2 separate regions of the Mus musculus genome follow, and region 1 is linked to region 2. The links are chromatin contacts, found by Hi-C or POLR2A ChIA-PET in ENCODE. All regions are on one chromosome and are shown on one strand. The core of a region is the stretch at or near the end of the contact, and the rest is flanking DNA. Distances in the headings are between cores, read along the strand shown. Region 1 holds the start of Tnfrsf1a (tumor necrosis factor receptor superfamily, member 1a). Region 2 holds the start of Ltbr (lymphotoxin B receptor).

Region 1 (5,114 bases), core at 1,300-3,799, 36 kb after region 2:
TGGACTGGAAGGTTTAGGGTTGGGGCAGGGTATTCCAGATAGAGACTGAGGGATGCTGGGAAAACCTGTAAGCCAGGTCTGCTTTTGTATGCAAAATATGCATCTCAGGGCCTGGCAGTGGTGGCTCACGCCTTTAATTCTAGCACTTGAGAGGGAAAGACTGGCAGATTTCTGAGTTCGAGGCCAGCCTGGTCTACAGAGTGAATTCCAGAACAGCCAGAGAAACCATGTCTCGAATAAACAAAACAAAACAAAAAAACCAACCAACCAAACAAACAAACAAACAACACAAGGCACCTCAGTCCCTTGTCCCAGGTCTGGAAACCAAACACCATCTTTTCAGTTATTTTTTATTTTAAGATTTACTATTTTTATTTTATACGTATGGCTCTTTGCCTGCATGCATCTCTGTATACCACATGCATACCTGAGGCCAGGAGAGGGTGTCTGATCCCTTGGAACTGGAATTAGTGACAATTATAAGCTGCTATGTGGGTGCTGGGAACCCAACCCTGAACCTTTGCAAGAGCAACAAGTACTTTTAACTACTGAGCCATCTCTCCGGCCGATGCCTTTTCTACTCTTACTCTTACTCATATCTCCTCTGTAAAACTAGCTGGCTTTTCATGTCCTCAAATTCACCTGCTTTTACGGTCTTAAACCGAGTTTTATGGAGCATGCTAGTACCCTGTTGTCTCAAAGCTTCAAAGGTGCTAAGAAAAATCAGCGTTTATCCTAAGCCCTGAAGGAAAGTCCCCTTTTGTTCCAACTTCTAAGTAATAATGGCTTTGGCAGTTTGCACAGATAGACCATTAAAAGTTCCTTGTAATATTAAGCATGGGACCTTGAAGAGTTGTTAATTATTATTTTCAAATTATTGATATTGTAGGATTCTTAACATGTGGCAAACACTTCTAATATTAATATGAATCTTACCACCAAACTAGCCTTGAGAAATGTGCTAGTGTGTTTTGTGTCTATTTGTGTGTGTGTGTGTGTATGTGTGTGTGTGTGTGTGTGTGTGTGTGTGCTGGGGATAAACTTAAGGCCTCATCTATGCTGGGGAAGCCCCACCTCCACCCCCGACCACATACCCACACACACCATTTCTTTTTCCTGGCTTGCTCCCATTGAAAACTGGCCAGTCTGATAGAGGGGGGTGAGCTTCCAGCAGCAGGGACACCTCCAGCTGGTCTTCCGCTCTGCCTTCAGGGTCACAGAGGAGAGGAGACAGCAGGGTTAGGATACTGGAGGTTGGAAGTCAGGGTAGCTCACAGGGAGAAGGGCCAGGAGCTCTGGTTCCAAGTCCCCAAGCCCTATGCCCCTATTCCTGGGTTTTCCCTCCAAGTCTCAAAGTCTCAGCTGCTTTTAAAGGACCGCAGGTTGGTTGAACTGGCATGCATAAAGAAGGTCATTGAGTCTCAAGGGCACTCGAGTGAATAGTGTCCGGGTGTTACAGGGTTCCATTGCACTGAAGACCTGCCCAAATGGGGATGGCAGGAGGCAGCCATCCCTAGTAAGGGATGCTATCAGAAGGTAAGGTCTTACTCAAAAGGACAGAGAGAACTGTGGGCCTTGCAGTAGGAGCTCGGCTGGCATCCTGATTCTCCGAGATCAGCCTCCCAGTGTGCAGAGTCCCGTGGCTTTTTCCTCACCCCTAAAGCTACAGACTGTGGTATAACTATCTTTGAGGTCAGTCCCAACGGATGCATCAGGATATCTAGAGCTGGGTGTGGTGGTGCACACCTGTAGTCTCAGCAGGTAGGAGGTGGGAGGATGAGAAGTACAAGGCCAGCCTCAGCTAGACAGTGAGTTTGAGGCCAGCCGGCTTGGGCTAAATGAAACCCTATTTCACACAGGTTGGAAAGGGGGCCCTGGGAGCCCTTTACAGAAGCCTGAATTCTCATGGCTTCTCTTTGCTATGTCAGGGCAGGCACTTTTCACTCCAAATTAACAACTGGGGAGACAACCAAGGCTTAGGAGAGGGTGCTGCCTGACACCCCCTCACCCGTGCCCCACCGTTGGTGACCGAGCCATGGTGGGCAGCTGAGGGACTTGTCTGGAAGACACAGATGAGAGTCAGTGGGAGTGACCTTGGGTCAGGACCCAGGCAGGGTAGAAAAGAACATTTGATTTCCCTCCCGGTTTGGGCTGACTGGGTAAACGTCCAAGAAAGTGCGATTAGAGGGAACTCAGAGGGAGGGAGAGCGCGAAGCAAAGGAGTTCTCGGCGGGCGAGCATCAGATATTGCCCTCCCCCTAATAACTCCCGCCTGCCGTCCCGTGAGATAGGTGGGCTGGCTTCCTTCCGTGAAATTGACAACAGGCTTAGAGGGGTTAGTCCACCGGTCTAAGCTCACCCACTTCAAAAGCAAAGGAGTCCGAACTGGAATTCTGTGGACTCTCAAGCTCTTAAGTGGTGTTAAGTGGGTTTGGGGCGCCAAGCTACGGGACCCGGGCTACAAAGCGTTAAAGAACCTTGGCCCTCTCCTCACTCCTCCTAGTTCCCTCCCTCCTCCTCCCTCGCCTCTCCCCAGGCTCTTCCGGTCCCGCTCTTGCAACACCACCCCCGCCACTCTCCCTTCCCCTCCTACCTTCTCTCTCCCCTCAGCTTAAATTTTCTCCGAGTTTTCCGAACTCTGGCTCATGATCGGGCCTACTGGGTGCGAGGTCCTGGAGGACCGTACCCTGATCTCTATCTGCCTCTGACTTTCAGCTTCTCGAACTCGAGGCCCAGGCTGCCATCGCCCGGGCCACCTGGTCCGATCATCTTACTTCATTCACGAGCGTTGTCAATTGCTGCCCTGTCCCCAGCCCCAATGGGGGAGTGAGAGGCCACTGCCGGCCGGACATGGGTCTCCCCACCGTGCCTGGCCTGCTGCTGTCACTGGTGAGATGGGAGACTGGAGGGGAGGGTGGGTTGCTAGCGAGGCGCCGGGCAGGAGTGGGCTTGTACTAGGGGTAGAGATGGGGGCAGGGGCTTCTGTGCTTTAGTTTGACGCCAGGTTTGCTGTGCCTCACCTGGGGCTGCCCTGAGATGTGGAAGGGAGAAATCTGAGAGGGAGAGAATCTGGCAAGCCAAGCTGGCAAGCCTGGGCCCCTGACAGTCAAGGTCCTGGCCCGTGTTGGGCTGTGGTCAGGCCAGCTGCTCGGCCAGTGGAGTTAGACGGAGAAGCCTTCTTTCTCTGGCCGAGGTTGAACAGCGTGGGGCAGGGTGTTGGAAGACTGGGTGCTAGGAGAACCGCTTTGGCGGGACGAGTTTGGGAAAGCGTGCTTGGGAGTGGACCCGAAACTGGACAAAGCTGGGCAGCCTTCCGGTCCCAGACTTCTCCCTGAGACAGCCTCTGACCTTCTGCCGCCTCCATTTCTGCTTCCAGACAAGAGGTCCCTCCTGGCGTGACCCTCCTTAAGTAGCTAATACCTCTTTATCTAGGCCATGTATCCTCCTGCTCCCTCCCCACAGACCCAAAAGTCAGTCTCACGGTTTCCAATTCCACAGTTCCAATTGGGGAAGTTGGTAGCAGCTTGTTTTCGTCACTGGAAAATGTACTTTTCTCTGGCCTCGGCCTAGTGTTCATGTTCTCTTGATTTCTGTGTGTCCATAATTATTCTGTGTAGATCCTGGGGGCTCCCTGGCTGTCTGGGTGGGCTGTACCATCGGCGCAGTGTTCTCTGGGTCCTGCCTCTCCCTGGCCCAGCGTTATCCCTGAGACCTGCCTTTTTCTCCCTCCCCTTTCACTCCTCATTCTCTTCTGGTCAGTCTCCAGAGCCTCCTTGCGGGGGTGGGGTGGGGGGGTGGGGGTGGCTCCTTTGTGTCTATTCCCTTCCCTTTCTCTACACACCATTCTAAAGCAGTGGTCCTAGAACCCTGCCTGGGTGTCACCTCCCTTCTCCTGGTCCTGTCCTGTCTCCCAGTCTCTCCTGGGAGACTTGTCAAGGCTGCCCCTCTGGCTGTTCTCCAACTCCCCCACCCACTTAATTCTTTTCTCTTTAGGGGTAGATCACCTGGATTTAGGGCTCAGCCCAGCACCCTTACCCTCATGAACGCAGGCATGTGATGTGACTCCCCCGCTTTTTGTTTCTTTTATTTCCAAAATGTCTACAATGATCAGTACCTCATAGTTGTTATTAAGATTGAGTAGATGGATTTGTGTTAAATATTTATTCATTTCCTTCCCTGCTAGGTCCAATTCAGATTAGGTGAATGATCCCAAAGGGGAGTAAGAAGTATGCCACAAACAGAAAGGACTCAGCTTGGCTTCTCTCTTCTCATCTCTAGCAGTGATACTCGTCACTACTCACGTCACTACTCATTGTGACGGTAGATGTCACAATAACTGTCAGAGTGCAGTGGCCCAGCTAGGTAGAGGAGAGAGGCTGAGCCAGTTGTGGAGGCCCAGGTGAGGGTGGGGGCACCGTGAACAGAAGCAGATCCTGAAGACAAGGCACACGGAAGGCTACTGAAGTCTACATGGGGCTGGCCACTGCCTTATCAGTACAGAGCACAGTGCCTGTGAGGTGTTCAGGTAGGACGAGGTGCTGAGGTCATGAGGCAGTGATGGCCGTGGCAGGGATGTGGCAAGGCCAAGAAGACTTTGCTATTTTTAAAAAGTTTCAGTACAGGAGTGGAAATGACTTTAGAATACTCTGGAGGAAAAGACGTTCCAAGGCCTTGGTGATGTACTATCCCAGAGGCAGAACTGGGGGAGGAGGGTGGGCTATATGCCAACTGTCTTCTTGCTTAATGGCCTTTGCCTGTCTGCTGGGCTGAGCTTGCCTGCATAGACCCTAAGGCTCATAGTGTGTTATCATCTTTGGCTCATGGAGAGCTCTTGAAACTGTGAGCTATGTCCCATCCCCAGCACCTATCCAGGCCCTGAAAAAGAAACCTTGACCGTTGACTAATGGCTTAATCAATTCAGGAACAAGAGATTGGTCAGATGGGAACAAGGCGGGTGTTGCATAGAAAGGAGGACTTGGAACTGGTGTGCAGAAGCCAGGAGGAGGAAGAACAGAGGAGTTGGGCGCCTGGGTTGGGGGAATGGAGAGGTGGGACTTTGAAGTCACAGAAGCTGAACATCTCAGCTCGGGGTGGAGTGGCCATGTTGAGAAATG
Region 2 (5,508 bases), core at 1,597-4,096:
CAGTAATAACGTGATTTACACACACACACATACAGACACACACACACACACACACACATACACAAACACACACACATATACACACATACATACACACACATACACACACACATACATACACACACACACACACACACACACACACACACACACACACGTGATCTCCAGCAAGTCATTTAACATCTCAGCTTTCTCCCCCCATCAGTGAGAATGAATAATCCCAGTTTATAGAATCATTAGGCAGCTTAAGTGGAATCACTGAGAGGTTCAGAGTTGTTCTCAGGATGTGGAAGCTATAATTACAAAAGTCTGGTCACTCAAAAATGTTACTACATTCTGCCAATTAGTAGCGATTAGAGTCATCAGAAGAACTTATAGTCAACCACCAGGCTGGGAAACTAGTGGGTTTCCTCGAAGACAGAAACCAAGAAACAAGAAAACCTAGAAAGAGCCCAGTGGGGGAGCATGTCTCCAACAGATGTGTGTAAGTGAACAACGAGGTATTCAATTAGTGAAGGAAGGCTATGACGGAATCGCATCCAAGCATAGTGATGAAGCCGGTTAGAATTACGTCACAGCACAGGAATGTTTCCTGGCATAATATGTATAATTTTGAAAGTGTAAGAAAAGAGTCTAGGGATGTTCTAATCTCCAGGCCCTCTATGGAGACAGGCTCACTCTGTAGCCAAGGCTAGCCTCAAACTCTTGATTCTTCTGCCGCAGCCTTTCAAGCGCTGGGGATTACAAGGGTGCACCACCACACCTGCCTTTCCAAGTTTTCGTTTTTTTTCTTTTGGTCCAAACTCAGGGTCTTATGTATCCCAAGCAAGCGTTCTAACCATGGAACTACACGCTACCTCCTTCTGATTTCTTCAGAAGAAATGTTTCTGACTTTGTCTAACCCTGGGAAGAAAGATGCACTGTTCCCTGTTTCTGTGGATGAGGGGGGCTGAGGCATCTTCCCAGACCGACCCTGCCTTGTGTTCCTCAGCCCGGTGTCTTACCTGGCTCTGGGGGATTTTTACAGATGGTATCCGAGTAGGAGGTACCTGGAGCTGCCTCCACCAGGCCCTGGATCTCACATCTGTGGAGAAACAAGACTGTGAGCTTCTCCCTGCTCCCCTTGGTGACTGGCTCCAGGAACACATGGTCGGGATGGCCGGAAGTCAAGGATGGAGGAGATGACAACCCTTGGGTTTCCTGGAGGTGAGTGGGGGAAGGGCCCTCTCACCTGGTATGGGGTTGACAGCGGGCTCGAGGGGAGGAAGTGTTCTGGAAGTGTCCCGGCTTACAGGGGACACAGTTGACGTCAGTATCCATAATTTCATCTGGCAAAAGAAAGGCAGGCCAGTGGGGGTGAGTGGGTAAGTGTGAGGACTCGGTGGCCTTCCTTTACGTCCCCTCTTTGCCAACCATTCTGCTCTGTAGTTGCTACCTTTCCCAAGCTTGGCTTTGCAGCCTGCCGTTTTGCCCAAGCTTCCCCAGGGCTGACAGGAGGGAGCTACCTTCTAAGCTCCTCATACCAGTTCATGTCTTGGCAGACCCCCTCCTGTGAGCCTTTTTCAAGGACTGATAGATTCTTTATGGTTCTCCCAGTGGGCAGAGGTACCACACTCACAGTACCAGTGGGGAGAAGCACCATGCGCACAGTATCACGTTCCTTGCCCTTGATGCCCAGCCTCCCTTTACTGGCTGCCCTCAGTGACCTCTGACCTGTGACCTCGGCTTCTGTGCCAGGCTGGCAGAGTACAAGCCGCTCCTCCTCACAGTGCACACACTCATTGTCCAGATACACACAGGACATCCCCGGCTGACAGCGGCACTCGGCTTTCCGATCGCTGGTGCAAGGGGCAACCTCCTCAAAGCCCAGCACTGTCAGGGAGAGGGAAGAGTCAGAGAGGAGCTGGCCCTCCCAGTCGTACCCATCATGCAGATCCAGATGAGTCCCCACTTACCAATGTCACAGGGGCGGCACAGCTGGCAGGTGGAGAGATGGTTCCAGTGTTCATTATAGGAATTATGGGGGCAAGTCTTGCAAACCGTGTCTTGGCTGCGGCTGCATACCGCAAAGACAAACTCGCCTATGAGGCGAATGGGGAAAGAGGGTTATCAGGAGACAAGAAGTCCATCTCTGCGTCCGCTGCCTCTGCTTGCTGCATGCCTCGGAGCCTCTCCTTGGTCTCTTTGTCCCCATCCTGTCTTCATGGCTACATGCCGCTACCTCTTCAAATCTCAGTGTCCGTGGGACAATGCTAATGCTTCGTAGACTCTCCTTCCTGGCTAGTTTTAGCAGTGCTGGCTCATTCTGGCTCACCTCTACCACCCAAGCCACTTGGAGCCACTGTTCTCACCTGGGGGACAGCGGGAGCAGCAGACGTCGTGCATGGGCTCGTAGTATTCCTTGTCCTGGTCCCAGCAAGTCTGGTTTTCTATGCGATAAGGGGGCACCTTCCAGAGGAGGCGGAGAAAGAGAAGAATGAGGCAGGGTCAGCTCTGGAGGGCAGAAGGGCTAGAGAGAAACCTGGTCCATCCCACCTAGCCCCTCCCTCACCAGCTGGGGCTGAGAGGCCACCAGAAGCCCGCTGAGTCCCAGCAGGAGTGGCCCCCAGGCCAGGCCGCAGGGAGAGGAGGCCCGGGGCAGGCGCATGGCGGCCTTTCGGCTCGGCTGACCAGACCGGGTGGAGTCCTAGGAGGAAGGTGGGAAGCCCGGACGTCCTGAGCAGCGTTGGCCACGACTTCCCAAGCCTGGCGGCTGGGCCGACGTGCCCCCGGGGGCCGGGAGCGGCCGGGCCTGGCCTCCAGGGCTCCAGCGCCGGGCTCAGGAAGTGGGAGTGGAGCGAGCCGGCCGGGGGCGGGGGCAGGGAGCCCTGGGAGCAGAGGCCGGCCTGTCGCAATCGCGACGGGGGGGGGGAAGAGGAACAGGCTTGGCCGCCTCGACGCAGGGCGGGAGGGGGTGGCCGGGAAAGCACGTGAGAGCTGCAGGCCCGGAACCCGGCCTCCACCTTTCTTCGGAAGCCTGGCTCTCAGAGGGGATTGCGGATTAGGATCGCTTGCTGGCCGAAAGGGGGGCAGCAGAGACAGTGGCTAGCCATCAGTCAGGCCCACCTCCGAGAGCCCGAGGCAGAGCTGACTTGGTTGACCTGCCGTGGACGTTGAGGCAGAGAGCTGTGGACAGCTGGGTGTCAGATTTGCAAAGAGGAGGCGCCAGGGATTGACAGTGCACCCAGCCAGGATACCCAGAGGTGGTTAGCAGATGCAGCCAGCGTCTGGCCAGGCATCCCACTTGGCAGAGACTGAGGGCCTGCTCCACTCTGTGACTTTTTAAAAAGAAGCTTCCACAGTAACAAGCCCACCCACGCCACACACCAGGGCGCACACCACAAGACACTGGAGAGAGTTCAGCTGGCCCTGAATCTGTCCTCTCCTCTGGGACCTCTCTCACGGAAGGGTGGGCGTGTGTAAACCCAGGTCCTGGTGAGTGGGGGCTTCTGGGCTGGGGCTGGGTAGCCTAGTTCCAGCGTGTGTGCACATAAGCCTATAACTCTCTTAAACCGAGGGACCTGAGAGCCCAGCCAGTGTAGGTACCTTACTTTCTAGAGAAGACCTGCCCAGGGTGCCAGGCAGCGGTGCACAGGGTTCCAAGATCGTTAAGCCTGGTGGGCCTTTTCTTCCTGCCATTAATAGCCCAGAGCTGCTGGAAGTATGTGACACCCCTTTTTCCCACGTCTACTGATTCCCAACCCCCCCCCCCAGCCCCCTTCACACACACACCCCTCTAAATTTCTATTAAGAAAACAGCCATGGAGCCCCCAAGGAACCCTAATGTCTGCCCTGTGCTCCTTACTAGGCTATTGGCTGGCCCGTGGCCTGGTTTGGCTATTTAGTCTAGGCTCACGGAGTCTAGCATGATCTGGCTTATGCCACTGGCCAGGTACATATTCGTTGTGTAAATGAAGGCTGTCCACACCGCTTAGCCACTCTGGAAGAACTTAACTGCAGTCCAGATCTGATTTTCAGATCCCAGCCCATGGCAACATCTGTCCTGCCTCCCTTGTGACTCGGGGGTGGGGGGTGGGGTTGGACTCTCATTTGGAATGAGGGAAAGCCTTCTCTTGCAATAGCTCACCTGAGAACTGACCTTTTCCATGGTGGATCAGATATCCAGACAGGCTTTCGGTGGAGCCTCGAAATGCTGGCAAGGGATTGAGTTTTAGAGAAGACCTGGGGAGAGGGGGGAACAGAGCGGGGCGGGGTGGGGGGGAACTTGCCTGGGCTTTTTTTTTTTAAGTGTATACTTTTTTTAAAAAAAAGATTTATTTATTATTATATGTAAGTACACTGTAGCTATCATCAGACACTCCAGAAGAGGGAGTCAGATCTCCTTAGTGGTGGTTATGAGCCACCACGTGGTTGCTGGGAATTGAACTCAGGACCTTCAGAAGAGCAGTTGATGCTCTTAACTGCTGCCTGGGCTCTTGATAGTCACTCTGTGCTGTCCCCTCCCTGGGTGCTGGCCCAGCAGCTCCACTCTGCTGGTACCTGTCTGTCTCAATTGTCCCAGGTTCCCTGGCAGTGGTAGAGATACTGAATAGCAGACCTCTGATTTCTCTTCCTTCTGGGCTCAGGGAGTTGGGGCAGGGGCTTGACTCACTTGGATCTCTTAACAGCATAAAGGAACGGGTGGGTGGGGAGCGGCCCTAGATACATTTCACTATTTCTTTTTTTTTTTTTTAATGTTTTATTAGGGAAAATTCACATGTACTATTCAGAGAGAGAGAAAGAGAGAGAGAGAGAGAGAGAGAGAGAGAGAATTAGGAGCCTCCATGTTGTCTTACTTAGCTTTCACTTGTGACCTGTCTTTTTTTTTCACATCATTCTCCCCCCAAGACAAGGTTTCTCTGTGTAGCTCTGGCTAACCTGGAACTCCCTCTGTAGTCTGGGCTGGGCTTGAACTCAGAGATCTGCCTTCCTCTGCCTCCCAAGCTCTGCTATTAAAGGTGTTGGCTACCTTTAGTGTGGATTTTAAAGTTTGTGAGTTTTCACATGTAGATTAGTGGGGTCTCATTGACTTTTTTCACCTGTTTATTTGTCTATTTATGCAGTGAGTATAGGAGTGTGGGCACGTTCTGTGACAGGACTCAGAAAGGTGGGGAGACCCGACCCACCTCCTGGCAGCCTACGGAGACTTCGGGCAGACAATACAAAATGGTTACTATAATACCTCTCCAACCTTCTTCTGGGGGATGGAGACTCCGGATGAGAAATCTTCAAATTCTTAGTGAGCACAGCATTGTCTTTGTTACTTGGACTTTTTACCAGCTTCCAGAAACTTTCATCAATGTCCACTGGGCAATACCAGACCAGAACTGAGTGCCCTCAGACTCCCAGAAGGTGTGAAGGGCTCTTCTCCCAGGCCTCCCTCCGAAGGGGTTGCGGAAACACCCTTTTCCCCACAGCCTATGAGTAATTCCCAAAGAGAATTGGTGTGAGTGGATCACTCTAAACCAC

The links. A loop is a pair of places that touch in the nucleus more often than their neighbours do. ChIA-PET counts read pairs that join two places held with the same protein, here RNA polymerase II (POLR2A).
Region 1: a loop to region 2 is called in a map of left cerebral cortex, with 5 times the contacts of the local background. The contact joins the promoter of Tnfrsf1a here to the promoter of Ltbr in region 2. A Hi-C loop is called at or near these places in 8 of 37 maps with a recorded cell type or tissue (adrenal gland, gastrocnemius, heart and 1 more). POLR2A ChIA-PET finds 5 or more read pairs at or near these places in 4 of 5 experiments (Patski and embryonic stem cell).

Annotation. Positions count from the first base shown.
Region 1 is chr6:125,347,174-125,352,287 of GRCm38, forward strand. It overlaps Tnfrsf1a (tumor necrosis factor receptor superfamily, member 1a), which reads left to right and starts at 2,550. Exons shown (of 10, transcript NM_011609.4): 1 at 2,550-2,889. The coding sequence starts at 2,851.
Region 2 is chr6:125,311,039-125,316,546 of GRCm38, forward strand. Ltbr (lymphotoxin B receptor) reads right to left here and starts at 2,847. Exons shown (of 10, transcript NM_010736.4): 1 at 2,552-2,847; 2 at 2,352-2,448; 3 at 1,956-2,081; 4 at 1,714-1,872; 5 at 1,232-1,328; 6 at 1,005-1,084. The coding sequence starts at 2,647. It also overlaps a transcript of Scnn1a not described here.